Linked DNA regions of Homo sapiens: all the other regions are linked to region 1. Evidence: chromatin loops called from intact Hi-C (ENCODE). Cell type or tissue: natural killer cell. All regions are shown on one strand. Each heading gives the region's core, and the rest is flanking DNA. Links, peaks and the distances in the headings are about the cores only.

Region 1 (11,165 bases), core at 1,909-9,908:
GCTTAACATATTCAAAACCAAACTCATAATCTCTATTACCTTGCATCCCACCAAACTGGTCTTTTTCATCAAACCCCATCAAAAAGATCTCAGCAATTCATCTAATTATGCATGCAAGAAACTTAGAGGTCATCTTTGACATGTCCTCTTCACCATTATATCCGATCTATCACCTGGTCCTGCCAATGTTGCTTACTAAATGTCCCTCCAGGAATAAATTTTCTCTAGTCCTTTTCATAAGCCAAATTCGGTCTCCTGTAGACTATTATTAGTAACCTGCTACTTCACTTATCTGCATCCAACCTGTTCCCCAAAATATAGTCAAAATGATCTTTTCTATACACAAGTCTGATCATATGGCTCCTAAATAAAATTATGTTTTTCTGGAGGAAGTCACAACTCCTTAAAAAATTCTTGTACCTGCCTACCTTTCCAGTCCCATCTCATTATGGACTCCTTCCTGCATGCTCTTCTTCAATATATTGGTTATCTTTCAGTCCCTTGAGTTTGCTATGCCAGAGGGCCTTTGCAAATGCTGGTCCCTTGCTTGAAATGCTCTATTCTTTGCCTCAAGTGATCCTCCTACCTCGGCCTCCCAAAGTGCTGGGATTACAGGCATGGAGCCAACACACCTGGCCTTCACATCTATTTTTAATCCAAGTAATTCTAGGGTCAAATAATACTGAAATCTCGCTAAGTATCAAACGCTGCTTTTAACTGAAGAAAGTTTACTTTGTTTTATTTTATTTTTAAAATCTTGCTTTGTCTCTAGATAGACACCATAAATCAGAACTTCTTAATCTAAGATAACATCCTGCTGCTCAAAAACAGGTGTCAGAGGAGGCAATGCATGCAGCTGGCTCATTAGTCTATATCACAGATGCCACAAACATGCTGTCTTGAGGAACTAGAAACGTGCTTTTTTGAAATATGTTCTTCAGAAGTTCTTAGGAGCTGTGGTGGGAGAGCGCAAGCCTGGGGGTGAGGAGGCAGCTGAGTGGGTGATTCTTCTCACTATTGCATCAACAAGAGTAGTAGCTATAGACTGGGTTTCTTATTCTTCTACTAAGAGGCCCCGAAATAAAATGGCTTTTTAAAGGACCTGGTCTAAAGCTTTTTTCTTTTCTTTTCTTTTCTGATTTTTTTTTTTTTTTTTTTTTTTTTAGGGAGAAAGGTCATACAGAAAACACACAAACCCTTCTTAACTCAACACTATCCCAATTTAAATAGAATTGAGCTAAAGCTGTGTCAGTCAATGTCTTTGGCTATTCTTACCTGACTGGCCTAATGGCTTAGACTGAAGGAAACTTTGTTTGATAAGTAAATTTGAATGTGACCCTATTTCTAGGCTTGAATATAATAATCACACTGATCTGTGAATTCCCTTCACTGGTGTTCATCAGTTTAGTCATGAAATCTCCTTTTCCTCTACTAGAGAATTGCTTGTTGAGTATATTGGCTTTGAATTTCAATGTATCCAAGAGACAACCAAGAGTTACCATGAATTAGTTTGCTCAACTCTATTCCACCCTCCTGCTAATTAGAGAGTTGGGGGAAAATGCATCTAGCATTTTGGACAGTATCTAATTAATTTGGATCTCACTGGACCTTGCACCAGTTAGAAGAGGTGTATGGATGGATCCCTAAGTACTAAGATACAGAATGTGAATATTTCTGTGGCCATATGAATGCAAAGCAAAAGGCTCATACTGAAAAGTGGTCTTAAAAAATCTGGGTGGTTAGAGAATTGCAAGGAACCCATAATAGTCAAAACAATCTTGAAAAAGATGAATAAAGAGGAGGGCTCACCCTTCCCAATTTCAAAGCTTACTACAAAGCAACAATAATCAAAATAGTGTGGTATGGGCACAATGATGAATGTATAGCTCAATAGAATAGAATTGAGAGTCTGGAAATAAACTACACGTCTATGGTCTATTGATTTTCAACAAGTGTGCCAAGAACTCTCAATGGGATAATTTTCAACAAATGGTGCTGGGACAGCTGGATAGTCATATGTCAAAGAATAATATTGGACCCTTACCTCACACCACATACAAAAATTAACTCAAAATGAATCAGACTTAACTGTGAGAGATAAAACTATAAAACTCTTAGGAGAAAACATAGGGTAAATCTTCATGATTTTGGATTTGGCAAAGGATTCTTAGATATGACACCAAAAGCACAAGCAACAAAAGAAGAAATAAATTGGATTTCATCCAAGTTTAAAACTTGGTGTCAAGTGATACCATCAAGAAAGTAAAAAGACAACTCACAGAATGGGAGGAGCTAGCTGAGGATCATATATCTGATAAGGCATTGGTATGCAGAATATATAAAGAACCCTTACAACTCAAAAATAAAAAGATTTGATTAAATTTTTTAAATGGGCAAAGGATCTCAATGGACAATTCTCCAAGGAAGGTACAAAATAGCCAATAAGCATAAAACAGAAGCTCAACATCATTAATTAGCAGGTAAATGCAAATAAAAACCACATGAGTTACCATTTTATACCTATTAGGATGGCTATAGTCAAAAAAGATTGGTAAAAATGTGGAAAAATCAAAACTCTCATATATTGCTGATGGGAATGTAAAATAGTGCAGATGCTTTGAAAGTAGTCTGGCATTTCCTCAAATGATTAAATATAGAGTTACTATGAGACCCAGCAATTCCACTCCTATGTATATATTGAAGAGAAATATAAAGGTATGCCCAGCTATGTGTGGTGGCGTATGCCTGATAGTCCTTGGTACTTGGGAGGCTGAGGTGGAAGGATTGCTGGAGCCCAGGGGTTCAAGACTGAAGTGAGCTATGTTTGTGCCACTGCGCTCCAGCCCAGGTGACAGAGCAGGATCCTGTCTCTCAAAAAAACAAACAAGAAAAAAAAACAAAAAAACTCACACTCAAAAATTTTTACATGACTGTTTATAGTAGCATTATTCATAATAGCCAAAAAGTGGAAACTACCCAAATGTCTATCAACTGAAGAAAGGATAAATAATATGTGGTATATCCATATAATGTATTATTTGGTCACAAAAAAGAATGAAGTACTGATACATACTACAATCTGAATGAACTTTGAAAACACGTTAAGTGAAAGAAGCCAGTCAAAAAAATCATGTATTATATTAGTCTATCTAGAACAGGGAACTCTATAGAGACAGAAAGATTAGTAGTTGCCGGGGCTGAGGGCTAAGGGAATGGTGAGACTGGAAGGTGATAGCCAAAGGGTATGGAGTTGCTTTTTGAGGTGATAAAAATGTTCTAAAATTGACTGTGAGTGATGGTTGTACATATTTGTGAATATAGTAAAAACCATTAAACTGTATGCTATATGCTTAAAGTATAGGCTGTGTGAATTATATCTCAATAAGGCTGTTTAAAAAAATCTAAGTGGATGCAGTGACCATCTATTTCCCCAGTGTCCTGTAGTTGCTCTATGGGCTCTTGAACAAAATAGTTGCATGATGGAGGCTATATATAGACTTAACAATATGGATCTCCTCTTACCAAAGTTGGTCTGACCTGCAGAGTGTCCAACTTTCCAGTAAGGAAGATCAATGTTGAACCCCTAGTATAGTGCCATATTCCAGGGGCTCTCATCTTCCATCTCGTTGCAGGTAGGTTTATTTTTGTTCCCTTCCAAAAGGGAGGGGGCAAGAGACATTGGTTATAGATTTTCTTTACTGCTGGATATAGATTCTGGTTACAGATTTTGTTTATAGATTTTTATTTACTGCTTCAATGCTTTTATTAGCAGACCCCTAACCACTCCTGGGACCACACATACACCCATAGATGTAGTCAATGCCTTGTTCATGAGCATAGTACTCCACAATACATTGCTTATGACAAAGAACTTAAGTTAATGTGAAAGGAGTGAAGCAAGGTCTCAAGACCCATAGGACAAATATATATCATATATTTGTCGCTCAGAAATCCATGACTTTATAGGAAGGTGAAATGGATAATTGAAAACTCAGTTTGAGAGACGTCTTGTGAATTGGCATATGAATTGGTAAATGCTCCAATTGGTAAATGCTTCACTAAGCCTAGGGCCAATATATGGTGCTATTTCTTCCACAGACAGAATTCACTGGTCTAGGATACAAGAAGTAGAAGTGGGAGGGGCAACTCTGACTGTTACCCATAGTGAACAACTTATGACATGTTTTTGTTTCCCATATGCTTGGCCTTGAATTCTTCTGGTTTATAACAAAAATGGTTTCCAAAAATTGGAAGTCGAGGCTCTCTCCTGACCATTTGGAGCGCCTCATGCCATTTAACTAACAAAAAGAAAATGAGGTTCTTATATTGTCTAGGGTGATTCATTCTGATTTTCAAGGCATAATATAGTTATAAATACAATGGGGTCAGGTGGAAGAATTCTTGGTATCCTCTGGTGTGCCTCTTAGAGCTTCTCTATTCAGTGATAAAAATTAATGTAAGGTTAGGTCAAGCGGAGACAGGAAACACCAAAAGGACTCAAACTCCTCGTGGATAAAGAGCTGAAGTGCTGGCTGGAAAGAAAGTGAATGTTGAGTTTATAATGAAGGAAGAAGTCATAAATATTAACTACAGCTTCATGACTAGTTGACTTGTTGCAATTATGAGGACTGTGGTAAATATCTTTTTTTTTTCTTGTTCTATTTATGCACATCTTTATATCTATACATTAAACCCCTTCTCTCTCTCTCTCTACTATTTTATCCAATGTCTGTTGGTAATGGTTAATTTTAACACCTATGTCTTAGATTATATTATTCTATGGTTGTGACTAAACTAAAAAAGGAATAAATATCCTTCAGGATGGATACTGAGAAAGCACTTTTGGTCTGCCTTTTTGGGGAGGTGACTAAAAGTCTTAATTTCCTCAACAGAAAATTCCTGTAATCAGTATTTTCATGAACTTAACCCTCGTGTTTGGGGAAGGACTAGGCACTATGACAAATTCTGCTGTCTAAAAATACTTTTTTAGGGGCTGGGCATGGTGGCTCACACCCATAATCCCAGCACTTTGGGAGGCCAAAGGGGGCAGATCACCTGAGGTCAGGAGTTTGAAACCAGCCTGGCCAATATGATGAAACCCCGTCTCTACTAAAAATACAAAAATTAGCCAAGGGTGGTGGCACACACTTGTAATCCTAGCTACTCGGGAGGCAGAGGCCGGAGAATCGCTTGAACCCGGGATGCAGAGGTTGCAGTGAGCCAAGATCGTGCCACTGCACTCCAGCCTGGGTGACAAAGCGAGACCCTGTCACACACAAACACACACACACACACACACACACAAGGTGACAAATTGATGGAGTGGAGGCTCTGCAGTCAGATATAGCAAATTTGAACCCTGACTTGGATAATACAGATTGCGAGATTGGAGCAATGACTAAAGCCTCTACATCTTGATGTTCTGGACTAGAAAATTAGGATAATAAAAGCTATCTCCTAGAGTTGTTCTGACAATTAGACCAAAAGAGATAATGATGTAGAGACCTCAGCAAAGCACAAGGCCTAGTCACTAGCCGTGCTCCGGGAGGGCTGTCCAAAAGCAGGAAGAACAAGGGCAAAGAAACTCCATGGAACTCACTTTCCCACCAGGGAGTGAACCGCGGCGTCATGCTCCATTCTGAGTAGCTCCCAGCCGAGGCCGCCCTCACCCTCCCGTAATAAGGTTCCTGTATGTCTGAGGTTTCACTGGTAAGGTCACAAGAGAGTTCTTGAGTACCCCAACAGTCTTCTTTATTTTTCCATTGTCTCTGTCCATATCTGTAGCAGGGAAAAGGCAAAGATCTGAGTTTCTTTTCTCCACTCAAGGAGTCTTCAGTATTTTCAGACTAATAATTTTTTATACCTGATTCTAGTAGCAATACCACCATGATAGCTTATGGCTCCTCTTCAGAATCTTTAAAAAAATTCCTTCTTATTAACTGTTTCAGTCCATTTTCTGTTGCTATAACTGAATACCCGAGACTGGGTAATTTATAAAGAAAAGGAATTTATTTCTTACAGTTTTGGAGGCTAGGAAGTCTAATGTCTAAGAGCCATAAGAGCCACATCTGGTGAGGGCCTTCTTGCTGGTGGGGACTCTCTGCAGAGACTTAAGGTGACAGAGGACTTCACAGGGATTCAAGAGAGATGGCATATACATATATATACATATATATATAAAATATAAAATATATATAAAACAGACCAACTTTTTTGATAACTAGCCCACTTCCTCAATAACACATTAATTCGTTAATCCATCAATGGATGAATCCATTCATGGGGGCAGAATCCTCATGACCCAATCATCTCCCCAAAGTCCCACCTCTCAACATTGCTGCACTGGGGATCAGGTTTCCAACACATGAACTTTTGGGGGACACATAGAAACCACAGCATTACCTAAAGTGCTGTCTTGCTGGAAGATAAACATCCCTGACGCTTTCTGTATCACTAACATAAGGGTTTTAACCTTTTTTTTAATACTTGGCAAAATGTTCTTTCTGGTGTGTGGACTGACTTCCATTTTTGAATACTCACTCTCCACATCCTTAATGCTCTGTGGTTTTGGCTGTTTGTGGTTTTTCTCCACTTCTCATCAGCTTGCTGTTGAGTAATGTGGCTGCTTCTGAGAAGTTGCTACCACTTTTCATCTCAGGTGTTGCCTACCCAACATACATGATTAATCTCTTTATTGAAAATTGACGGGAACTTTTATTGAGGACTATATATGGAGCCCTGTAATTAGGGGTTGGGAGAGGGGGAGGGAATCCCATGAAAAAAGGTAGTGAGGCAAGAGGCAGAGTGGTTGACTCAGCCTGAGGCCACAGGATGGTGTAATAGTCAAAGGGAAGATTCACGCTTTGTTTCCTTACCTGCCATAAATCAGACCAATGTAACAAAGTGATGGTGGGGAAAAGAGAAGGAATTGGAGTCTGGGGAGAAAGGTTTCCCAAAATATTTATTGAAAGACTTGAAATCTAGCTTTCTAGACACATAATAAGGAAGATAGACGGTATCTATACTCGGTAATCTACATGGTGACAGCAGTTTCATTCCATCACAATTAAAGCAGAACCACAACATATATTGAGTATAATTTGATGTTTTAAAATTATTATTTATTTATAATAAGTCTTGAACTTAGCTGTAATGACAGACTTCTCTTTTAAAATAATATCTCATTGTTTATCCTATTCTAAACGCAAGGGATATAACAGTATTATAGCCCATGAACTGGATACACCAAAGTGAAAGTTTTCAAAATTATAAATTTGTCTTGTGCTGTTGAAAATCCCTTAGAGACAGGAATGGATTCAGGTATTCTGGGGTCTGAAATTTATACAATCTTGGTCCATTTAATGTTTCTATAACAGAACACCTGAGGCTAGGTAATTGATAAGGAAAAGAGGTGTACTTAGCCAATGTTCTGCAGCCTGGGAAGTTACAAGAAATGTGCTGCCAGCATCCACTTGGCTTCTGGTGAGAGCTTTTCATGCTGCATGAGAACATGCTAGAGAAGGTCAATGGGGAAAACAGATCGTGTGAAGAGGCCAAACTCAAGGGGCATCCTGGCTTTACAACAACCACTCTCATAGAAACATTTCCATGACAAATTCAGTCTTGCAAGAGTGAGAACTCACTCAACTGCAGCAATAATGGTACCAAGCCATTCATGAGTGCTCCATCCCCATGACCCAAACACCTCCTACGAGGCCCTACTTCCAACACCACCACACTAAGGATCAAATTTCAACATGAATTTTGGTGGAGACAAACTCAAACCATAGCAGCTTGGGAGTCCTCTTTAGGAAAAGATTTATAAATATAAAATCCTTGCATTGGGGTCCTGAAGTTTAATCTTCATTAGATTCATGGTAAAACAGTTTCTAATCTTCTTAGTACTTTGGACCACAAATAGGTCCACTTTTGACCTATTTATACTACTCCAGGGGAAGCATAAAAAGAGTACCAATCTTTACTTTCTGCATGCTGAAAGTATCTCCAGCAATGCACAAATCTACTTTTGTAATGGAGAAACCTTCATTGTAAAGATTTGTACATTTTACAATCGCTACATAAAATATGTAGAGAGAAGTCGTAGCGGTTAAAGATGGAGATGCTTCTGGGGATATTCCTTCCGAAATTAATTAGCAGGAAAATCTGACCTAGGACCTACCCCATGCTGGAGAGACATGGATGAATTTATGGGATAAAAATTGCTACTTTGGCCATAGCTGCATTTGATTTCCTGAATTTCTATTGAAAAACCATGAAAGCTAAACTGTAATATCTCCTGTCTCACTGTCAGGAGACAGGATTGAGCCTCAACCCCCCTCACCCCCCCAGAAATATATGAGTGGAAAAACCTGACATTTTCAAGTCAAGAGTGTTTGTTTCCAAGCCTTGAGCCAGGAAAGGAGTAGATTATATCTGAGTTTTGGCAATGATCCAGCAGGAGTAGCCTGAGGATCACACGAGAGGAACATGCAGCAGCGTGTTCCAGTTTGTGTTCATGCTTACGAGAGTCATTAGTTTTTGAAAGGAATTTTCTAAATAGTAAATCCACTCTGAAAGTGACTTTTAAATTAAAACCTTATTTTACACACTCACCACCATGTTTGCCACAACTTCTTTTTCAACTACCGATAGTTTCACTCACTGAGTACTCGCTATGTGCTAATAAGTTGCTTCCAACATTCGCCTGACAAATCTATATTGAGAACCCACCATGTGCCAGGCTCCTCCATGGAGGCAAAGGCTGAGCCTGTGAGGTCTTGGTGCAGGTCTAGGGCTGAAGTATCTGCCCAGTGCACTGCATACCATCATGCATTTTGAGTCCCCAGGCAGCCTTCAGGGGAGACAAGTCACTGTTATCCTGACCTTGGCTTCTTCTCAACCCCTCTGAAACTGAAAAAAAGCTCGGATCCTAACACTCCATTGCATTCTAGAACATGTTATCCCAGTGCCATCTCTATCAGCTGAAGGAGGCTCAATTTACTTACATTTTGTACTGCACAAAATAGACACTGCTGTTGCCAGTAAGTGCCCTCCCAGGCTGCCATTGCAAAATGTTGTGAAAATTTCGGGACTGAAATTGTACCCTCTGAGGCTTCAGAGACTCATGCGTTGACTGAGTTCCTAAGATAATAAGAGAAGGAAGAACATTGAACGTTGCTTGGAGCACTGCTGTTCCCAGCAGTAGTTTTCAGTGGAATACCTGCATCAGGATTCCCTAAAGTAGTTGCTCTAAGTGCAGATAGTAGAGGTGGAGCCCAGAAATCAACATTTTGAATCTTCAATGCAATGATTTTGATGCACGCTAAAGTCTCAGAATAATGAGTTCCAGATCATAAACATGTACGTGATACCTTCCCACCCTATTTCCCAGGCTGTGGGGGAAGTAAATTGCATTAAAAAAAATATTGCTCTTATTTTGTTCCCAAATAGTGATGGAATATAATGACTGAGATGAAAGACCCACACTAAGACCACCAACCATCTTCTTAGGAATCACTATATTGGTACTACTCAAGCAAAATTTGCTAGTGACCACTTCTGGGCTCCAGGACCTCAGCCCAGCACTCAGTCCCTCCTTTCGCAGGTTCTTGCTCAATCTCTGGGTCCTGCTTCCAGGTAGGTCTGCCTTTGCTGTCCCACTCCTGAATGGCTGTATTTACCTGCCTGCATCCTGGCTCCAAGTATCCAAGCATAATCCCTCAGATGAAATGGTCATGCTAATGAGGAAAACTGCCCAAGACCCTGCTGGGGGGTAGTGTTTCTGAGACTAATCATGGCATGGCATGGGATAATTTTGCACTGGCATGACTTGTGCTTTCTTCCTCAAATCAGGCAACATAGGTGGTACAACCTTGCTTGCCTTTAGTTGCATGGAGGCAAGAGAATTTTGGCAAAATTTTACTTAGGGTTCAAGGTTTTTTATAAGGGATAAGAAGTTGGGCAGAAGGAGGAGTCAAGAAGCATATCTTTTTTTTTTGGATGGAGTTTCACTCTTGTCGCCCTGGCTGGAGTGCAGTGGCGTGATCTCAGCTCACTGCAACCTCTGCCTCCCGGATTCAAGCGATTCTCCTGCCTCAGCCTCCTGAGTAGCTGGGATTACAGGTGCCCGCCACCATGCCTGGCTAATTTTTTTGTATTTTTAGTAGAGATGGGGTTTTGCCATGTTGGGCAGGCTGGTCTCGAACTCCTGACCTCAAGTGATCCGCCCACCTCGGCCTCCCAAAGTGCTGGGATTACAGGCGTGAGCCACTGCACCCGGCCAGGAAGCATATCTTCTGTTTTCTCCCTGACCTCATCTTCTGTCACCCCGACCCCTGTGTTTGCAGTGTTGACTCCTTCACTTGCTCCACCATGACTCCAGTGACTCTGCCTTAGGGCCTCTGCACTGGCCCTTCCCTTTTCCTGGTCTGCTCTTCCCCTGGATTTCACATGGCTCATTTCTCCACCTCCTTCAAGTCTTTGCTCAAATGTATCACGTTATTGAGATGGTTAAAAAAACACTTCCAAGCCCATGGTCTCAGCTCTGAACTTTCAAGACTTGTTATTTTCAAATGAACAAGACTGTTTCCTCAGGCCTTTCTTCTTACCAACCAAATAGTGTGAATACTGTTATTTGTTTTTTAATTTGTTTTCACTTTTATTGTTTGGACCACCATCAGTGCATCAAATGGTGTTGTGTTCTTGGAAAGAGTCTACAGCCACAGTTGATTTTGCTCACAAAAATCACTGCCTGATCAGTCATCTTTAGAACATAAACATTCCAGAAGTTTTCAGGAGATGACAGGCACAATTTCCTGAAGGCCTGCCTAGAATTGATTTGCTAACATGAAGATAGATGGCTTAATGCCCTTAATCTCTCTGTCTATGGATTTCTTCTCTCATTTTTGTAACATCAGTGCTACCACCACCAACAGTAATAACACTGCACCAGGCACTGAGGGACTTTTATCTGCATTCACTCATTTAATTTGCCCAGCTCTTCTGTGAGGAAGGTACTGTGCATTATGGTCTTCCTCTTACAGACTGAAAAAACGAAGCCTTGGACACCTGAAGGAGATTGCCAGGCAGCCAATGGTGAAGCTGATTTTGTACCCAGACAGTCTGAGTGCAGAGCCTGCCATTACCCTCCAACAGAAAACCAAGAG
Region 2 (8,000 bases), core at 1-8,000, 120 kb before region 1:
TTATTTCCTCCCAGCCACCCATCTCAACAGTTACTATTCATTGTAAATATTTACTGTTCCTTACCGTTAACAATAACTATTGTTATTATATGAATAACTGCCATTATTATCAGTAATAAACATTGCCACGAATTACTTATCTGTGGGAAGCAGGCAAATGGCAGGCCAATGGCAGTGGACATCAAAAGACTTAAAACAGCCCATTTCCTCCAAGCACATCCAATTCGCTCACCTATGCTGGATACCCTTCCTGCATAAGTTACCTTTCAGCCTATAACAGCCACAATAAATTAACAAGCAGTGCTGTTGCTGGGGCCCTGGATGATACAATGTACAGCTGGGTGTAGCTGGGTAACTGCACTGCTAGCTCAAAGATCAACTTAAACCACTGGTGCACACTTCAGAAATAATGTCACGTGCTGCAAAACAACGTTCAGTCAATGATGCTGGTCCCATAAGATGATGTATATATAAGATGTGTATCTATTTTTAGATACACAAATACTATTGTGTTACAAATGCCTACAGTATTCAGTACAGTAGCATGCAGTACAGGTTGGTAGCCTAGGGGTAAATTGGCTATGCCATATATCCTAGGTGTGTAGTGGTAGGCTATTTCATTTAGGTTTGGGGAAGTACATTCTATGATGTTTGCACAAGGATGAAATCACCTAAGGACACACTTCTGAGAAGGTATCCCCATCATCAAGTGATGCTTCACTGTTACAGAACTATGTCCTTCGTATAATCCTGTATCAGGTTGTGATCAAGAAAATGAAAGAGGATGGTTATCCAGTATGAGGCTGGGTGTGTTGGCTCATGCCTGTAGTTACAGCATTTTGGGAGGCCGAGGTTGGCAGATCACTTAAGGCCAGGAGTTCTAGACCAGCCTGGCCAACATGGCAAAACCCCATCTCTACTAAACAAAAATTAGTCGGTCGTGGCAGCGCACGTGCCTGTAATCCCAGCTACTTGGGAGGCTGAGTCATGAGAATCACTTGAACCTGGGAGGCAGAGGTTGTAGTGAGCCAAGATCGTGCCACTGCACTCCAGCCTGGGCGACAGAGCAAGATTCTGTCTCAAAAAAAAAAAAAAAAAAAGAAAAGAAAAAAAAGAAAATAAATCCAGTATGGTATCTACTTGGTATGAATTAGAATAAGCTCTGTGGAGAGGAAAAAGATTGTTGTGTTGTTGCATAGGTGGTAATGTGGGGAGACTCCTGGGGGAAATGTAAGAAATGTGGAGGGTTAGGCAGGGGCTAGTTTCAGTGGCAGGAGACAGCTGGTGGGAACCAGGGTACAAAGGCCAGCCCCAAGGACAGAGTGACAGGGCAGGTTCCCTCAGGCGGGTGGAGGGCACAAGGCAGGTGAAGTGATGGCCTGGTACTGCCCAGGCAGTGGTCATCTCTGGGCCTCAGAAATCATGGAACCCTACTCCTTCATAGATGAGAAAACCAAAGCCCATTCAAGGTAAGTGACTTGCCCACAGAGGGCAGTGGACGAGGAGGGGCTGAACTTCCATCCTCTGATTTCCCGATTGCTATTCTTTCCACATGGCCCTGAGATCCTGGCTCCAAGTTCTCACTTTCTGTTTCGGTGGAAGCATTTGTGTACAGTAATTTCAATGTTGCATTTCTTTTAACTTTCAAGAAAATAATGAATAGTATTTACTTCTGCTGATTGTTGCTTGGAATTTGGAGGCAAATGAGATTGACGGCATGATCTCAACTGGAATCTCAGACTTTCCAATCACACACCAGGAAGATAGAAGTGTTCGGTAGCCATCAAGAACACTATCAGAATGATGAATTGTTTTGAGGGTGACCAGGACTAGGATCGGACCTCTTCAAGGCTGAATTACGCCTTGATAAAGTTGTGTAACTAAATGCAGTAAAATGAACAGAGATTCCATATGCTGAACAGGACTTGCAGAAGACTGGCTCTTTGAGGTACTTACATTATTTTGCCACAAGATATAAAACAAGAGTAATCAGGATAAAAGCAGGGCAATAATGAAGAGACGCCCACAAAGAAGAGTCCAAGTCCCTTGTATTAGTTTCCTAGGGCTGCCAAAACAAAGTACCACAAACTAGGTGGCTTAAAACAATGGACATTCATTATCTCACAGCTCTAAGGCTGGATGTCTGATATCAAGGAGTCAGCAGGGCCACACTCCCTCAGATGGTTCTAGAAAACTATGTTTCATTGCCTCTTTCAGCTCCTGGTGGCCCCAGGTGTTCCTTGGCTCATGGCAACATCACTCCAGTCTCTGCTCACCTTGGCCTTCATGTGGTTTTTCTGAGTCCCATCCTCTTCTTACAAGGACACCAGTCCACCCTAATTCTGGGATGATTTCATCATGAAATCTTATATAGTTTGGATATGTGTCCTTGCCCAAATCTCATGTTGAAGTACTAAAAATTCCCAATGTAAGAGGTAGGACCTGGTGGGAGGTGATTGGACCATGGGGGTGGATTTCTCATGAATGGAATGCCCACAAAGTGGGCATTAGTGGTTTAGCACCACCCGCTTGGTGCTGTTCTCCTGATAGTGAGTGAGTTCTCACAAGATCTGGTTGTTTAAAGTGTGTAGCACCTCCCCACCATTGCTCTCTCTTGTTTCTGCCCAGGCCATGTGACATGCTTGCTCCCCTTCCGCCTTCTGCCATGATTGTAAGTTTCCTGAGGCCTCCCCAAAAGCCAAGCAGGTGCCAGCACCATTCTTCCAGTGTAGCCTGTAGAACCAAGTGCCAATTAAACTTATTTTCTTTATAAATTTCCCGGTCACAGGTATTTCTTTGTAGCAAGGCGAGAATGGACCAATACAAAATTCTGAACTAATTACGTCTGCAAAAACTCTACTTCCAAATAAGGTCATATTCTGAGGTTGTAGGTGGAAATTACTTTTGGGAGGACACTATTCAATTCACTGTTTCATTGCAACACCTCCAGAAACAACTTGGATACTGGACCAGGCAAGACAGTTCCTTTGATGTTGTTCATGAAAGTTAACAGAGTCCTTAAAGGACTGGGTTGACTCAGGAAGTGGTAAATAGTACCTATGTCAGAAGCCACAGCATAATGTGTGCCTTTTGATTACTGTGGTTTGAGTGAGTGTTGCAAAGAGCCGCAGACCACAGTGGCTTGTTGAGGCTGCCGATGATCTTGAGGTCAGTGTCCTACAGTCACAAAACCCCTGACTCCTACCCACTAGATGACTACCACTCAGAAAAATCATCCTTTCCATGGGATTTTGCTATTATTGGATTTTTGTTTGTTTGTTCATTTTTAGTGTTTTAAGAAAGAAATGTATGTGAAAAGGAATATTAACTACTTGGTAATTTATATATGGAATATGCTGATAGCAGGACTTAGCTTTATTTGTTTGCTAATATTTAAATTTAAAAGACCTGAATTTATTTTATTTTTTATATTTTATTTTATTTTATTTTAAGTTTCAGGATACACGTGCAGAATGTGCAGGTTTGTTACATAGGTAAACCGTATGCCACGGTGGTTTGCTGCACCTATCAACCCATCACCTAGGTGATAAGCCCTGCATGCATTAGCTATTTATCCTGATGCTCTCCCTCCCCCAGCACTCCTCACAGGCCCCGGTGTGTGTTGTTCCCCTCCCTGTGTCCATGTGTTCTCATTGTTCAGCTCCCACTTAAGAGTGAGAACATGTGGGCCAGGTGCGGTGGCTCACGCCTGTAATCCCAGCACTTTGGGAGGCCAAGGCGGGCAGATCACAAGGTCAGGAGATGGAGACCACCCTGGCTAACACGGTGAAACCCTGTCTCTACTAAAAATATAAAAAAAAAAATGAGCCGGGCGTGGTGGCGGGCGCCTGTAGTCCTAGCTACTTGGGAGGCTGAGGCAGGAGAATGGTGAGAACCCGGAAGGCGGAGGTTGCAGTGAGCCGAGATTGTGCCACTGCACTCCAGCCTGGGTGAAAGAGCGAGACTCCATCTCAGAAAAAAAAAAAAAAAAAGAGTGGGAACATGTGGTATTTGGTTTTCTGTTCTTGTGTTAGTTTGCTGAGGATAATGGCCTCCAGCTTCATCCATGTCCCTGCAAAAGGACATGATCCCATTCCTTTTTATGGCTGCATAGTACTCCATGGTGTATATTACCACATTTTTAAAAAGATCTAAATTTATATTGAATTATAAATATTTTATATAACATAGATGGCAACCTACTTATGACTACTGATTGAATTAATATGGTTTTTACTAAAAGTATTTAAGGTATTTATTCATAGAAAGGCATTTACTTGGATATCAAATTTCTTTTCTGATTCACCTTTTATCCTTGAGTAAGGAGAATGTGATGTGATATATACATATGCATACATGTATATTAATTAACCAACAACTCTTATAAGTCTCAGTTTAAAGGACCTTCCTATAGGAAGCCCTGCCTGACACCATTATTAGATCAGGTGTCTTATCCTATGCTTCTAAAGAAACTGTTTTCCTCAATTCTGGCATTTACATTTTAATGCAATCACTTACTTGTCTATATTTCTCTGAAGACTAAATGAAGAAAGGGCCCTTGTTTTCTTGTTCACCCTGAAGCCTAGAACAGCTCCCCATATGTATAAAAGGATGACACTGAATGAATGAGTGAGCAAAAATCACTCGAAGGATTATTTAGAAATTACACTGAGTCGGGATATAGTTAAATGTTTTGAAAACTCAAAATGGATGCATGGGGTATTGAGGTAATCCTATTTTGTTAAATCTGATCACTTCAAATACCTCATTCCCTACATTATGGGCTGCATGTGATATTCTACTTTGCACTTAAAATTGATAAGCTAATTTTAAAAATAATAAGTTGAGCATTTAGTAGATAATTTATAGACATTCTGCAACATAGATGGGTTCGTTGGAAAGGGAGAGGGATGCTGGGCTGGAAGACTATGGGTAGTTACGCCTTACATATGAAAATGGTCTTTGTTGGAACAAGGGAGAGGATTTCTCAGGGCAAGTGCTCCCTAGAGCAGCCAAGACGGGAGGCAGAGGTCTCAGAAGAGTGAGCTCCTCTGCTGGATAAATTTAAATGTCTTTAGTCTTTATTAAGTACCCATTGACAGCTCTGCCTTATGGTCAAGTTACGGAAAGCACAAGAGAAGACCTCGTCCGGGCTCTCAACATTCTCAGTAGAGGCTTTCAGCTCTCACCCTTCTGCAAAAGTTTTCCTTCATTGGACACAGACTCCTAAACATGTTGGAGAGGAGGAACCACTGCATGTGGCTGAGAAAACATTCTTTTCCACCATAGATGCCAAGCCCATGGATCCTGCTTGGTATTCTATAAGTCTTTGAGGGTATGGTAGATGTGATGAGTTGAATTGTGTTGCCCAAAAGAAATATGTTGACATCCTAACTTCTAGTACCTCAGAATGGGATCTCATTCAGAAATAAGGTCTTTAAAGAGATGAGCAAGTTACAATGAGGTCATCAGGGTGGGCCGAAATGCAGTATGACTGGTGTCCTCATAAAAAGGGAAATCTGAACACAGACAGACATGCAGAGTCTTCTGGAAGACTATGTGAAGGCAAACAGGAAGAATGCCATGTGAAGATCAGGGAGAGATCAGGGTGTTGTGTCTACAAGCCAAGGGGTGCCTAAGATTGCCAGCACCACCAGAAGCACGAAGAGGCACAGAATGGATTCTCCCTCACAGCCTTCAGAAAGAACCCACCCTGCTGACACCTTGATTTCAGACTTCCAGGCTCCAGGACTGTGAGGCAATAAAGTTGCATTATTTTAAGCCACCCAGTTTGTGGCACTTTGCCATGGCAGCCTTGAGAAGCTAATAGAGTAGGTGTCTGTTGCTTGCTTGTATCTTTCCTCAACAATGAGCACAATGTTTATTGAAAAGAAAAATGAATGCTCTAAGAGCTGCTGGAGTCTCCTGAAAGTGAAGATGAGGGGACTGATGTTGAGCAAAAAAACCAAAACAAAAGAAAACCCTGCAAAGTTGGTAAGGAGGAAATTTAAATACGGTTGATAATGTAAACAAATGCTTTAACTAGGAGCACATAGCTGCCAAAATATCCCACGTCATCAAAATGCAAATGTAGCTGTATGGAATGGAACTTTGGACTATGCAGCCGAGAAGAAGCGGGGTGAAAAGTATACATGGTATACATGTTGAAATCAAGAAGTATAAACAAAGCTTCCCCACAAGTCTGTACAGGACTAAGTATGCCTTTTCTCTGTGTTGTGGGTAGAGCTGGCATTTGCTTGAACAGTGGATAGTGATTGAAGTATCCATTTTGGTGGTGCAAAGTGTAATGCAGCGATTGCTACCCTCAAAAAACAGACCCAATTTCGTATAGATAATATTTATAGTCAATAAAAATTGTCCTTTCAGCAAAGAGTAGCCTTAGTTGCATTTAAGACCATCATCACAAGTTCTAGATAAAACACTATGCCATACTTTCATTCCCTATGCTGTAAGAAGCAAACAGAAACAAAATCACCTCCAGAGCAAAATGAAATTGTACTAATATGAAATTCTGAGTTTGAATGAGGGTCTGTGTCTCATAGATGACAACAAAGATAAGAAAGGAGGGCTCCTTTTAGACATCAGAGGCCTGTGTTCATCAGGAACCTGATGCTGAATCATTGGAGGGTAAATGAACCTTCCAAGGTTCAGTGTTTAGAATGTTGTAGACCAGCAGTCTCATCATGATCTATAGGAAGTCAGCCCGAGATATTGCAAACAAACTGGAACATATACTGGAAATACTGGGAGAGAGAAGGCACCTAGCAGTTTTCTGGGGAGGTGGTTTTCTGGAGAGGAAAGAAGACACAGAGGAAATGTGATGGTTGAATTCAATGATCTGAACAGCTTGTCCAGCATGACTTCATTGGCTTAGAATGAGGACTAACAGTGAGTGAAAATTGAAGGATCAAGGCTCAGCTCATTTTATCAAAGAACTTTTTAATAGTTGAAATCTGCAGTGACAGGACATCCTGCCTGCCTGGGTGCAGGGTAGTGAGTATCCTGTGATGAGAGGTGCTCACACAGCAGACAGGTCATTACTTGGAAGTGATGCTGCAGAGGACAATCAAGAGAGTGGCAGCTGGGTGGGGTGACTTTTAAGGTCCTGTCAACTCTGAGTTTCTACATCAAAAGGAATTCTGAAAGATAAAGCAGTATTTAATTTTAATGTCTCTGACTAGCATACTTTCTTTCTATAGTTCTTTTGTTCTCCTTTTTTTTTTTTTTTTTTTTTTTTTTTGAGACAGAGTCTTGCTCTGTTGCCCGGGCTGGAGTTGCAGTGGTGCGATCATAGCTCACTGCAGCCCCAAACTCCTGGGCTCAAGTGATCCTCCTGCCTCAGCTTCCCAAGCAGCTAGGCATTACCAAGCCTGGCTATTTTTTGAAATTTTTTTGTAGAGATGGGGTCTCTCCTGGCTGCTCTCAAATTCCTGGCCTCAAGTGACCCTTCTGCCTCAACCTCCCAAAGCTCTGGGATTACAGGCATGACCCATTGCCCTTGGCCTTGTTCTCCAATTTTATATGTAATTGATAGACCTTGGAATTGATTAAAGTGATTTAATTCATGTTTCTCATATCAAATTTTGTGTTATGTCATAAACTGTAGACTAAGAAAATGTAAAAATGCTGTCAGAACATCACGATGATAGCAAAAGTATAATGTTATAATTAAGATGGATAATGCGATTTTACTCCATAAAATATATGCTGCCTGAAGCCTCAGATGATCATTTTTTTTAAATCAATATGGAAGTCAGCATGTCAATGACACCTGGTAAAATTGTACTTTGAAGAAAATGGTGCAAATAGAAAGTCATTTTTAAAATGTAACGCATATAATGAAAGTTGCTTTTAAGAAAGCCATACAACTTTACAGAACAATCATTTTGTGAAAAATACTATGCCAAGCACTAAAAAAGGCAACATAGAGATATACAGTTTCATTAAAAAATTATAAAAACAGCAAAAGTTTTATGTTG
Region 3 (11,165 bases), core at 1,819-9,818, 79 kb after region 1:
CCCATCATTTCATAGCTTTAGAACATTGGGTAAGTTATTATATCTCCATTTGCCTCACTTTCCTCATCTGTAAATTGGGAATCGCAGTAATACTCACCTCAGTAGAGTAGATGTGAGGGTTCAGTGAAGGCATATGAGTTGTTCAGTGCCTGGGACAGAGAACATGTTGGATAAATCATGGCTAGTATTTCTCTTTGCTCAGCATTGTCTGCTCACATTTTCTTTCTCTTTCGTCTGTCCCTGAATCCCAGCACATTTCACACACAGGCCCACTCCACTTTGACATTCCTGACTTTAACTTTGGTTATTTCATGGGGCTAAAGCTGAGACTCAGACAGCTGGTGTTCAGCAGAATCACCAGCTGGAGCTCCTCAGACTGCATAGGACAAGCAAATCTGATAATGGTCACAAGATATTGGGGGACTTCCTAACTGCCATGAAATGGACAGGAGCCTTACACAGGTGCTGAGCCATATCCCCTGATTTAAACTGGACTGGAAATCTCTTGAAATGACCTTGAATCCTGCCTGCAATTGAGACTCAGGGACATAGAAACAGATATGAAGGATGGCAGAGAGGACAGTTGGCCTCTGGAAGAAAGCCACTGTGGGAGTGAAGTGTGGCAGAGCGACCCATTCTGGGCAGCAGCACCAGGCATTAGTGAGGGCCAGTGGTTCTGGTAAAGTGTGAAGTTGAGCTTGGCTTTCCATCGATTGTACTTTTGTTCCCATCCTAAGTGTCTGTGCACTTAGTAAGGGCAAGTGTAGATAACATGTCCTATTTGTGGTCTAAAACCTTTCAATGCATTTTGACACTTCCAGTCATTGTGATGATTCCTTAAGTTCTGCTTGCTCAAGGGAGAATTAAACAAACACTATATTTCCCAGACCCCCCTTATATCTTGGGTGTGGACAAGTGCCTACATTTCTTCAAACACACATGGCAAGACTTCAGTTGGAAGGGAGTTTGTGCAGCTGCATTCTGGTGGTGCAGGCGTAGTGGCTGAGATCACCACATCCACATTGCATTCATCCTCCTCCACTTAGGCCACTTTCACCCTGTTTTCAAGGGAGACAGCCACACAAGGCTCCTCATGCTCTCACAATTTACACTCTAAAAAGATGTGTTAACGGAATGTGCTGGATCTTTAGCTGGGAAAGTTGAAATACTAGAGGTGGGGCTGGGGAGAACTGGGCTCTAAAGTTGGCCTTTGAGGCAGGTAGGAAATTTTCCAGAAGGTGGGAAAACAATCTCTGACCAAGCAGCATCTCTATCCCAGGGTCCTCAACTGACATACTATCAGGTGGGTGGTAGTGCTGTGGCATGGGCTGTGAGTGGTGGTGAGTGGAGGGAGTCTGCTCTCTTGTTTGATACAGTTGTTCAGAAGAAGTCAGGGGCTGTCATATATATATGGGGTGGGGCGGTGGGGCAGAGAGAGAGAGAGAGAGAGAGATAAAGATAAGGCAGGGTTTCAGAACCCCTGCCAGGTGGCTGGTTTGCTGGGCAGTGCTCCAGTTCTGGTGAGAAATTAGAGTGCTAATAAAGCTGAGCAGACTAAAGTTCTAAGGATCGGGACCCTTACCATGGAAATTCCAGAGAGGCTGAGGCTCTGCAAACACAGCAATGCTAGAGTGGGGCAAAGGAGAGACCACACGTAGGGCATCATGTCTATATTCTGAGCCACCATCCAGCGGGAACAGGGCTTAAAGCCATTAGATGAGACTGCCATTGGGTCAGGTATAAGACTGGTTCAAATGGGTAAACATGCTTTAGTCCTGATTCGCACAGCTCCACTTTTGTGTGCCTGTTTTGTCCCTTCCTCATCTTAAGGCTGACTTCCCCCGTGGTCACAAGGTAAATTGCAGAAGCCACAGAGCCAAGATGCTCCTCCTTCTCACTCAGAGGGAGACAGGACATTTGCTACAAATTTCAAACAGACTATCTCTGACCAGTTTCCTTGGGCAGGGAATTAGGGGCAGTAATGGCTTAGGTCTGGATCACCAATGTGGTCCCCCCTGGAGTGAGGGGTGAGGTCCGCTCCACCCAAACCCCATGACCGCTATGCAGTTGGGGAGGGCTGGAATGGATGTTTTAAGAGACAACCCTATGTTCAAGAGGAATCTTCAAACTCTCCTAGGCTTGGTCAGAAATCACTAGCAGCATAGTCCATTAAATCACCAACTAAACTTTTGAAACGTTGCACGTGATGGCATAAGTCGGGATTCTCCAGAGAAACAGAGCCAATAGGATGTGTATCTGCAGAGAGAAAGATTTATTTTAAGGAACTGGCCTACATGATTATGGAGGCTGGTAAGTCCAAAAGCTGTAGAGTGGGCCACCAGGCAGAGACCAGAGAGCAGCTGATGTTGCAGTTCGAGTCTCAAGGCTGTCTGCTGGCAGAATTTCTTCTGTCGTATTGCAGTTTTAGGGCACTTGCTTCTGAGTGGGGCACCTGTCTCTGAGAAGGAAGTAAGGACTCTCGTAGTACCAAGTTCCAAGAGACAGGCCTGGTAGCACAAAAGAAGGTCTGACTACCTAGCCACATGGTTGAACTTGCTTCCAACTGCCTCTGAGTGACAAAACTTCCAGAAAAAGGAACAATAGTTGGAATCTGCTTCAGTAAGAAAAAAAATGGTGTCCAGTATAGTTTTCATATACACTCTAGGCTTGGTGCCTTAGGAAGATAGGGCATCTGAGATAGAAGAGAAGTTAGGGAGGTGAATTGAGCCCCGAACCTGCCTTGCAGGACACAAGCAGTGTTTCTGACTGGGTGAGGGCAAAGAGAAAGCTCCCCCATTCCTGAAGCTATGCCCAACCTCATGAGAAACAGATTCTTTGTTTATCTTTCATTGTTGGCTTAAAATTATCAGCTACTGAGTAGTTTTGTTATTAAATGGTTATTGTGATGATGATTGTATTAAATTTCTGTTATTTTTATGTTTCTTTTAGGAAAATGGAATGAAATTATAGAAACAATACTTTTAGATAGTAGAAATTGATCCCATTTTCACTGTCAAAAATAAAATTGAGAGGTTTTGAATTAGAACTTAGAGGTTTAAATAGCTGTAGCAATGAGCTTCCTTTTTAGAAGGTGTTAAGTTCTAATCATTGCCTCATTATCACTTCAAAAGATTTGCTTTTTCAGCTCTGTGGTTAGAAGTGTGTTAATGTCTCAGCAGTGAAGACGAGTTAGGGATTTTGTGGTTTTTTAGCTAGAACACTCACGGTGAACATTGCTTTTAGTTCCAATTCATGTGAGCGGACTCTTCTCTAAGTGGAAGATTTTGGAACATGAAATGGACTGGACATACAATCGATTTTTAAGAGTCAAAGATTTTGATTTAAAAATCAGTAAATCTGGTCCAGTTTGTAGGTTATGAAATGAGATAGACTAAAACATCTAAAGGTATTTTAAGAGTCTAGGCTTTCCTTGTCCACGATGATGACCACTAGCTACATGTGTCTTCTGAGCACTTGAGATGTGGCTAGCCCTCACGGTGTTGAACTGTAAGTGTTGAATACATACTGGCTCTGGAAGATGTATGTACAAAAGATGAAAATAAAACATTTCATTAATGTTTAAAAAATATCAATTATACATTGAATGATCATAATTTGAATATATTGAGTTAAATAAAATATATGACCAAAATTATTTTCACCTATTTCTTTATACCTTTTATACTTATTTAAAGGGGCTAATAGAAAATGTAAAATGATATATGTGATTTGCATTAAAATCTGCTGGACTAGCACATAATGTCCTTCATGTTTGTCGTTTTGTCCTCATATCTGTGGTCACTGTGTTGGCCTTGGGCACTTCTGCTTGGTCACTGCAACAGCCTGCCATCTGATCCTCGTTCATTCTCAGCTCAGCTCCATTGCCTGTTCTTTTTGGCCAAGTCTTCCTCAGTCGGCAGGTCACTGCAGTGCCTCACCCTGACAGTGACTGCACCAGGAAGTGCTAGGTTCTAGGTCCTCCGTCTAGCCCTCCTTTGCAACACTATGAGGCTTTTAAATTGTAAATTATTTTAGTCCAAAATTGAAATTTGTTGGAAGGAGGTGGGGGCAGAGATAAGTGGAATCTTACCGTATGCACTTTTTTGTGTCTAGATTCTTTTGCTAAACAGCCATGCTTTTTAAAAGTATTTTTGATGTTGTTTTTAATTCATTTGCATTTCAATTTATATCAGGGACTCCAAAGGTTGGGCCTTGGGAAAGGAAGCAGGAACTAGAGCACCATGGGCTACGGAGCAATTGTTTTATTGTTTTTCTGTTGCCATGTCCATGATTAAAGAAGCCACTGTACAGCTTCTGATTTTTACCCATGAATCAGTTTCTGCTACATGTAGAGAGTGACAGTTGTCACAGCCTGATTTTATTTTATTTTATTTTATTTATTTTGTGATCTCACTCTGTTGCCCAGGCTGGCGTGCAGTGGTGCAATCTTGGCTCACTTCAACCTCCACCTCCTGGCTTCAAGCGATCCTCCACCACTGCTTCCCTAGTAGCTGGAACTACAGGCATGCGCCACCACACCCAGCTAATTTTTCTATTTTTTGTAGAACTGGGGTTTCATCATATTGCCTGGGCTGGTCTCAAACCCTGAGATCAAGCCATCCGCCTGCCTTGCCCTCCCAAAGTGCTGGGATTACAGGCGTGAGCCACCGTGCTGGGCAAAAGGTTTGGAGACAGCCTGATTTTAAATCAAAGGCATTCAGCTTGGGAGCCCTGGTCTAGGAACTGTATCTAATTTTTCTGTTCATCTTTCACACTGCAGCTGATCTGAGCCTGTGGACTACCTATCAGTACTGACTCCTGATGTAATAATAGTAACAGGAACTCATCACTGTGTGCTGTACAATGTAGGGAGTACTTTTAAACAACCATTGTATTATTGGATTCCCACAAGTGTAAGCAGTAGGCAGCACACCAATGTTATTTATTATCATTTTGTAGATGTGGTCACAGAGAGGCAGACCAACTAACTGATCTTCCCAAAGTCCCAAGCCAGGTGACTCAGTTGGCCTGTCCTGCAGGCAGGATTCGGCCAGGTCTCTGAGTCTCCTTCTACTGGTGCACATTTCCTGTTAGTATTTTCCTCAGGGAAATCCCTTTGGCTCTGACTCCTGAAAAGAAAGCTTGTCTTCTAAAGTTGCCAAATAATCTGGTCTGCCTTCAATTGAAGGGACTTTGAATCGTGGGAAGAGGAAAGGGGAGAGCTGTGCTAAAAAGATGAGTCATTGCTTCAAGATTGAGGAAGCAAGGTTTTATATCTCGGGGACTTTTCAGGAGGAGGATCAGTGTTTCTTGATGGTGAAAACAAGGAAGTGGAGGAAGGGAAGAAAGCACACCCAAGTATTTATTTTCCCTTCTGTCTTTGAATGCACATTCTTCCTATTATATTTTCTATTTGCCACATCTCTTACTCATTTTAACAACTTTTTGTTAAGAATACCTATTGGTTAAAAATTATTTTTTATTTCTTAACATTGCAGTTTGCTTTCTATACTATGTCCTTAATTGACTACCTCTGTATAAGTAGCTGGTACACATGTATTTTTTTTCAGGAATCCTTTCTTACTTATATTCAGATGTGGCTTAATTGGACAAACCCCACTGAGGTTCATCACTTTTCTTTTCCTTTTCTGCTTGACTGTCCTCTTTCTCCTCCAGCCATCCATCCACCTGCGAGAAAGGGCTATAAAAGGCGTCCTTACTTCCTTAAGAGGAAGGAAATGGCAGTGAGTTTTTTCACCAGTAGAAACATGTAGATGAGTCATATTTATAGCCTTTTTTTTTTTTGTCACCCACGCTGGAGTGCAGTGGCGCACTCTCTGTAGCCTAATTCTTTAATGCATACACCTGTTTAGTAGGCATTTCATTGCCAACCTTTCAATGCTCTTATGGGTATTTAGTATGATCTGTGAGAATCTGGAGGACTGGTTAGTATATTAAGTCCTGAACTTTTTAAAAGAAACTTGGTTGCTTGTTCTGTTGGTATGAATTAAGTTCTCAACCAAGAAAATAGATTAATTAATTGGGCAATGTTAGTTGTGGGCATAGTTTTAGGAAGACTTCTAGGATCTTTAAAATATCCACTTCTGCCTCTTTCTGGGATGAGAACTATAATACTTTTTCTTAAAATCACTTTGAGCAAATTATAATATACATACAGAAAAGTGCACATACGTGAATATAATTATTCATTTTCAAAAACTGAGAATATCTAAGTAACCAGCAGCTCCCAGTCCTCTTTATACTCCCTGCTATTCTTTTCTCTTTAGCCTACAGGGAACCCTTGTCCTCACTTCTAATAGCAGAGCTTGGTTTTTCCTGTTTTGTACCTTATATAAGTGGAATCTTACTTTAGGTAGTCTGGTGTCTAGATTCTTTTGCTGAACATCAATTTTTTTAAAGTACGTTTTAATACTGTTTTCAATTTATTCTCATGTGCAAAGCCTTGGACGTACAGGGAAGTGTGAGAAAAAACCTGAAAACCAGTAAGCATAATCTCATCACCTATAGAGACCTACTATTATAATTTTTGGCTATTTTTTTGGAATACTTTTTATATGAAATGTTTAAAAATTTTACATAGCTAAGTATGCTGTGTATTTAACTTTGAATTCTGTCTTATTTTGGCTTAATATTATATTTTAGCATCTATTTTTAAAAAAATTATTATTACTGTTACTATTTTTAGTGACGGATCTGCCTCTGTCACCCAGACTGGAGTGCGGTGGTGCAATCATAGCTCACTGCAGCCTCGAACTCCTGTGCTCAACCAATCCTCTGCCTCAGCCTCCCAAGTACCTGGGACTACAGACATGTACCCCCATGCCCAGTTGAATTTTAAAACTCTTTTTAGAGATGAAGTCTCCCTATTTTGTGCAGCCTGGTCTTGAACTCCTGGGCTCAAATGATCCTCTTGCCTCAGCCTCCTGAGTAGTTGGGATTACAGACCATGAGCCAACATGCTTAACTCAGCATTTTATTTTTCATTAAAGACTTCATAAACATTTTAAAAGGCTGAATATTGTCATTTTATAAATGAACCATCATGTACTTACCTATTCCCTTTAGGGTGAATATTTAGATGGTTTCCAAATTGTTGCCGAACAAGTAATGCAGTGGTTGACATTTTAATACAGAAATATTTTGTTTGCTTCCCTCTTTCCCTCCGCCACTTCTTTCCTTCAATTTTTCTTTTTCTTTCTCTATTTTCTATCTTCCTTCCTTACTGTAAATACTTTTCATGTGCCAGTTACTGTTATAGGTACTAGGGAGAAAGCAGTGAGTAAACCAAAGTACTTGCCCTCATTTGCTTTCATGATTCTAACTTACTTCTTTTTTTTTTTTTTTTTTTTTGAGATGGAGTCTTGCTCAGTCGCTCAGGCTGTAGTGCAGTGGCACGATCTCAGCTCACTGCAAGCTCCGCCTCCCGGGTTCACACCATTCTCTTGCCTCAGCCTCCCGAGTAGCTGGGACTACAGGTGCCCGCCACCACGCCTGGCTAATTTTTTTTTTGTATTTTTAGTAGAGACAGGGTTTCACCATATTAGCCAGGATGGTCTTGATCTCCTGATCTTGTGATCCACCTGCCTCAGCCTCCCAAAGTGCTGGGATTACAGGCGTGAGCCACCGTGCCCTGCCACTACTTTTGAAAATCAGATTTATTGAGGTATTATTTATATTTGCATGCAGTCAAAAGCATCACTTTCAACATACATTTTATGGCATTGACAACCTATACAGTCATCTAAGTACAACCACAATCAAGTTAATTCACAAAAAGTTCCCTTAGGTCCCTTTGCAGTCACCTACCTCCACCCACCACCTAGTAAACGCTTATCTGTTTTCCATCTGTACAGATTAGCCTTTTCCTGAATGCCATAGAAATGGAATCATTCAGGACTTAGCCTTTTGTCTCCGTCCCCTTCCCTTGGGATACTGCTTTTGAGATGCATCTGTGTTGTTGCGTGCATCAACACTTAGTTCTTTTTTATTCTAGAGCAGGCTTCCATTTTATGGATGTACAACATTTTGAAAAGATCGATCTGTTCACCAGTTGGTGGTCATTTGGGTTGTTTCCAGTTGTTGGTGATTATGAATAAAGCTGCTGTAAACATTCACTTTTAGACTTTTCTGTATGTGGACACATGTTTTAGTTTATGTGGGCCAAATACCTAGGGGTGGGACTGCTGGGTCATGTGCCACGAATTTGTTTAACTTTATAAGAAACTGCCAAACTATTTTCCAAAGTGGCTAAACCATTTTGAATTCCTGCCAGCAGTAAATGAGAATTCCACTTGCTCTGTGCCCTTGTAGTAAAATATTTTCAGGTTTTTAAAAGTTTTACTTTTTTCTAATAGGTATATGAGCTTATATTTTATTGGAAAGCATCTGTCCTTTGCCCAACTTAATCAGTGTTGATATATTTCAATCTCTCACACTTCCTTATAGATTAACAGAGACTGGTGGATCAGTCCCCTCAAATTCTGATGATTAGAAGGGGCCTCTTGGAATTCCTGAGTGGCAATTCTAACTGTGGGTTCTTTGGAGTTCAGGCAGACCTTTGGGGTTGACAAGTATTAGGAGTGTGCTGTATATCAGGAGGGCATGTTTGTGCACTGGGGTGGGGAAGTGGGTGAGGGAAGCCTGCCATTGGTATGTTTCTTTTAAGAGCAGAAGAACCTGGGAAATTCCCAAGGAAAGCTTTGTTCCCAGATGACTAAGCAAGATGGGCTGCTGGTGAGCTTAAACTAGGAGACAGCCTGGGGCAGTACTCAGGAATCCAGTCCTGAAATAACAGGGGCCTGAACTAGATTGTAATGTTGGTAAAGGCTGGGTGTGATAAAATAAAAAAAAATGTATAAAGAGGGTGGAAATGATAAAAGGATTATCAAAATTAGTAGCTGAATATTATTGACATGAGGGTAAATAAGGAGTTGACATGCTTGAAGTTTCACATTTAGACAATAAGGAGAAGGATCCCAACAGTACAGTGAAACATTTTTCAAGTCCCTGTCTTGCTAAATCCAATGGTCATGCACTTCCCCAGCTGCATTTTACTTGACCTATCAGCATATTGACATAGGCTAACTGACACACAAGAAGGTCCCTTCTTCTTTCCTCTCTGAATCTTAGGGTACTGTTATACTTCCTCTTGATTCCTTTGTTTTACTGGCTGCTCTTTCTCATTCTCCTTTGCTGATTCCTCCTTATTCTCCTTTGCTGGTTCCTCCTCATCTTCTCCACATCCGAATATTTAAATCTCTAGCCCAAACCTTTTTCTTAGACCCCAGACTTGCATATTTACCTAGCTACTCAACACTTCCCCTTGAGTGTCTAATAAACATCTCAAACTTCAACATATCCACGACCAAACTCTGGATCTCCATAACCCCAAGCCTGCTTCTTTCAGTCTTCCTCTCTTCTTCCAAATGCTCAGGCGCAAAACCTTGAGATCACCTTTGATGTCCCTCTTTCTTTTCTGCCCCACATTATCTCCATCAGCGTATGTTTCTGGCTTCACCTACAAAATATGCCTGGAATCTGACCATTTCTTTCCAATTCTACTGCACCGTAGTGGACCAAATCATCATTATCTCCTAACTGGATTCTTGCTGAAACTCTCTGTTTTTACTCTTGTCCTCTTAGATCCATCCTAATGGCAGGAGCCAGAGTAATTTAAAAGAAAAAACACTCTAAGCTCATCATTCTGCTGTTCAGAATCCTTCAATGGTTTCTTATCTTATTCAGAGTTAAAGTCCTTACAATAGTCAATGGCTAAAGGATTCTCCAGCAATTGACTTCTTGCTACTGCTCTAACCCAGGACTGGCTACATAATTTGCATTTCCTAGTACCAAATGAAATGTGGGGCTTCTTATTAAAAATATTATGAAGTAATTCAAGGTGCTGATGACAGAGCATTAAACAAAGTGCAGTGCCCTTCTATGCCCATGGCCTTCTGTGACTGCACATCTGCACAGCTAGCCTTGCTCACACCTCGTCTTGTGCCACTTTTTCTTTTGCTTTCTCTGCTCCATTTATAAGGCCTTTTGTAGGTTTCTTGAACATACCAGTCAGGCTCCAACCTCACATTCTGTTCCTCTGCTTGAATTGCTTTTACCTAGATATGCGTGCAATTCATTTCCTGGTTTCCACCAGGAGTCTGCTTAAATATCCGTTGATAAACAGGGACATTGGGAAGGAGCTGTTTGGGGCATAATAGATAATATAATGGCATTTAGGCCTATTTGTAGACTCATGGAATTGTACAGGGTAGATCAGAGAGCATTTAAATGTACTTATTTCTAGGATTAAAAAATCTGACGACAAAATAAATTAAATGCCTACCTAAACTTATATACTACCTGTTATGAATTGAGAGCATGGTATTCAAAATAAAAATTCTCAGAAGTTAAGGATATATGGCTCATGCCTGTAATCACAGCACTTTAGGAGGCCAAGGCAGGCATATCACTTGAGCTCAGGAGTTCGAGACCAGCCTGGGCAACATGGTGAAACCCCATCTCTACAAAAAATAGCTGGGCATGGGCCTGTAGTTCCAGCTATTTTGGAGGCTGAGATGAGAGGATCACTTGAGCTCAGGAGGCAGAGGCTGCAGCAGTGAGCTGAGATCGTGCCACTGCACCCTAGCCTAGGCGACAGAGCGAGACCTCAAAAGAAAAAAAAAGAGAGAGGAAGAAATTAAGGATACATGATGCATACATGGAGGAGTAGTGTAGGATGTGTCAAACAGCACCAGTCATAAAGTCTTACAGGTAGGCAATGTTCTAATTCTAACATACTCATTTTGGGGAAGTGTTTTTAAAAGCAATAGGTAAAATAAATGAAAGAATATATATAGAAAAGAGCAAAGGCCTTCAAGCCTCTTCTTTTGGAAATATCCATAGCTATAGGGAAAGACAATTTGCTAAAAAAAAAAAAAAATAGAGCTTTAATTCTGGAGTCAGACAGCCATGGTTTTGAATTTTGGCTTATTCATTTATAAGCCATGAAACTGATTCTCTATGCCTTATTTTCCTCACTTGTAAAAGGTGGATGATAATAATAATAATTTTTCCACAGGATTTTGGGAAGAATGAATGAGCTAACCCATGTAATGCAGTATAGCAGCTTGCACATAAATAAATGG

The links. Peaks named below come from ENCODE experiments on the same cell type or tissue, not always from the same donor. Only the 100,000 strongest peaks of a DNase experiment are listed, where the experiment ranks them.
Region 2: it touches region 1 in a loop (4-fold over the local background); 2 of 110 quality-filtered maps call a loop at or near these places.
Region 3: it touches region 1 in a loop (3-fold over the local background); 4 of 110 quality-filtered maps call a loop at or near these places.

Annotation. Positions count from the first base shown.
Region 1 is chr6:137,149,342-137,160,506 of GRCh38, forward strand. It overlaps IL22RA2 (interleukin 22 receptor subunit alpha 2), which reads right to left. Exons shown (of 7, transcript NM_052962.3): 3 at 9,006-9,141; 4 at 7,418-7,513; 5 at 5,600-5,778. Among named protein-coding and RNA genes, the nearest start is that of IL22RA2, 19 kb to the right of the region's middle. In natural killer cell, for the core only: no CTCF peak of the experiment used is centred there; a DNase peak (open chromatin) is centred at 6,580; H3K27me3 peaks cover 295 bases.
Region 2 is chr6:137,030,972-137,038,971 of GRCh38, forward strand. The region is part of intron 1 of IL20RA (interleukin 20 receptor subunit alpha); the gene reads right to left. Among named protein-coding and RNA genes, the nearest start is that of IL20RA, 10 kb to the right of the region's middle. In natural killer cell, for the core only: no CTCF peak of the experiment used is centred there; a DNase peak (open chromatin) is centred at 3,100; H3K27me3 peaks cover 5,039 bases.
Region 3 is chr6:137,228,909-137,240,073 of GRCh38, forward strand. No RefSeq gene overlaps it. Among named protein-coding and RNA genes, the nearest start is that of IFNGR1, 15 kb to the left of the region's middle. RefSeq lists enhancers at 226-305, 326-475. In natural killer cell, for the core only: no CTCF peak of the experiment used is centred there; DNase peaks (open chromatin) are centred at 3,173, 3,933, 5,253 and 5,753; H3K4me3 peaks cover 463 bases; H3K27ac peaks cover 4,052 bases.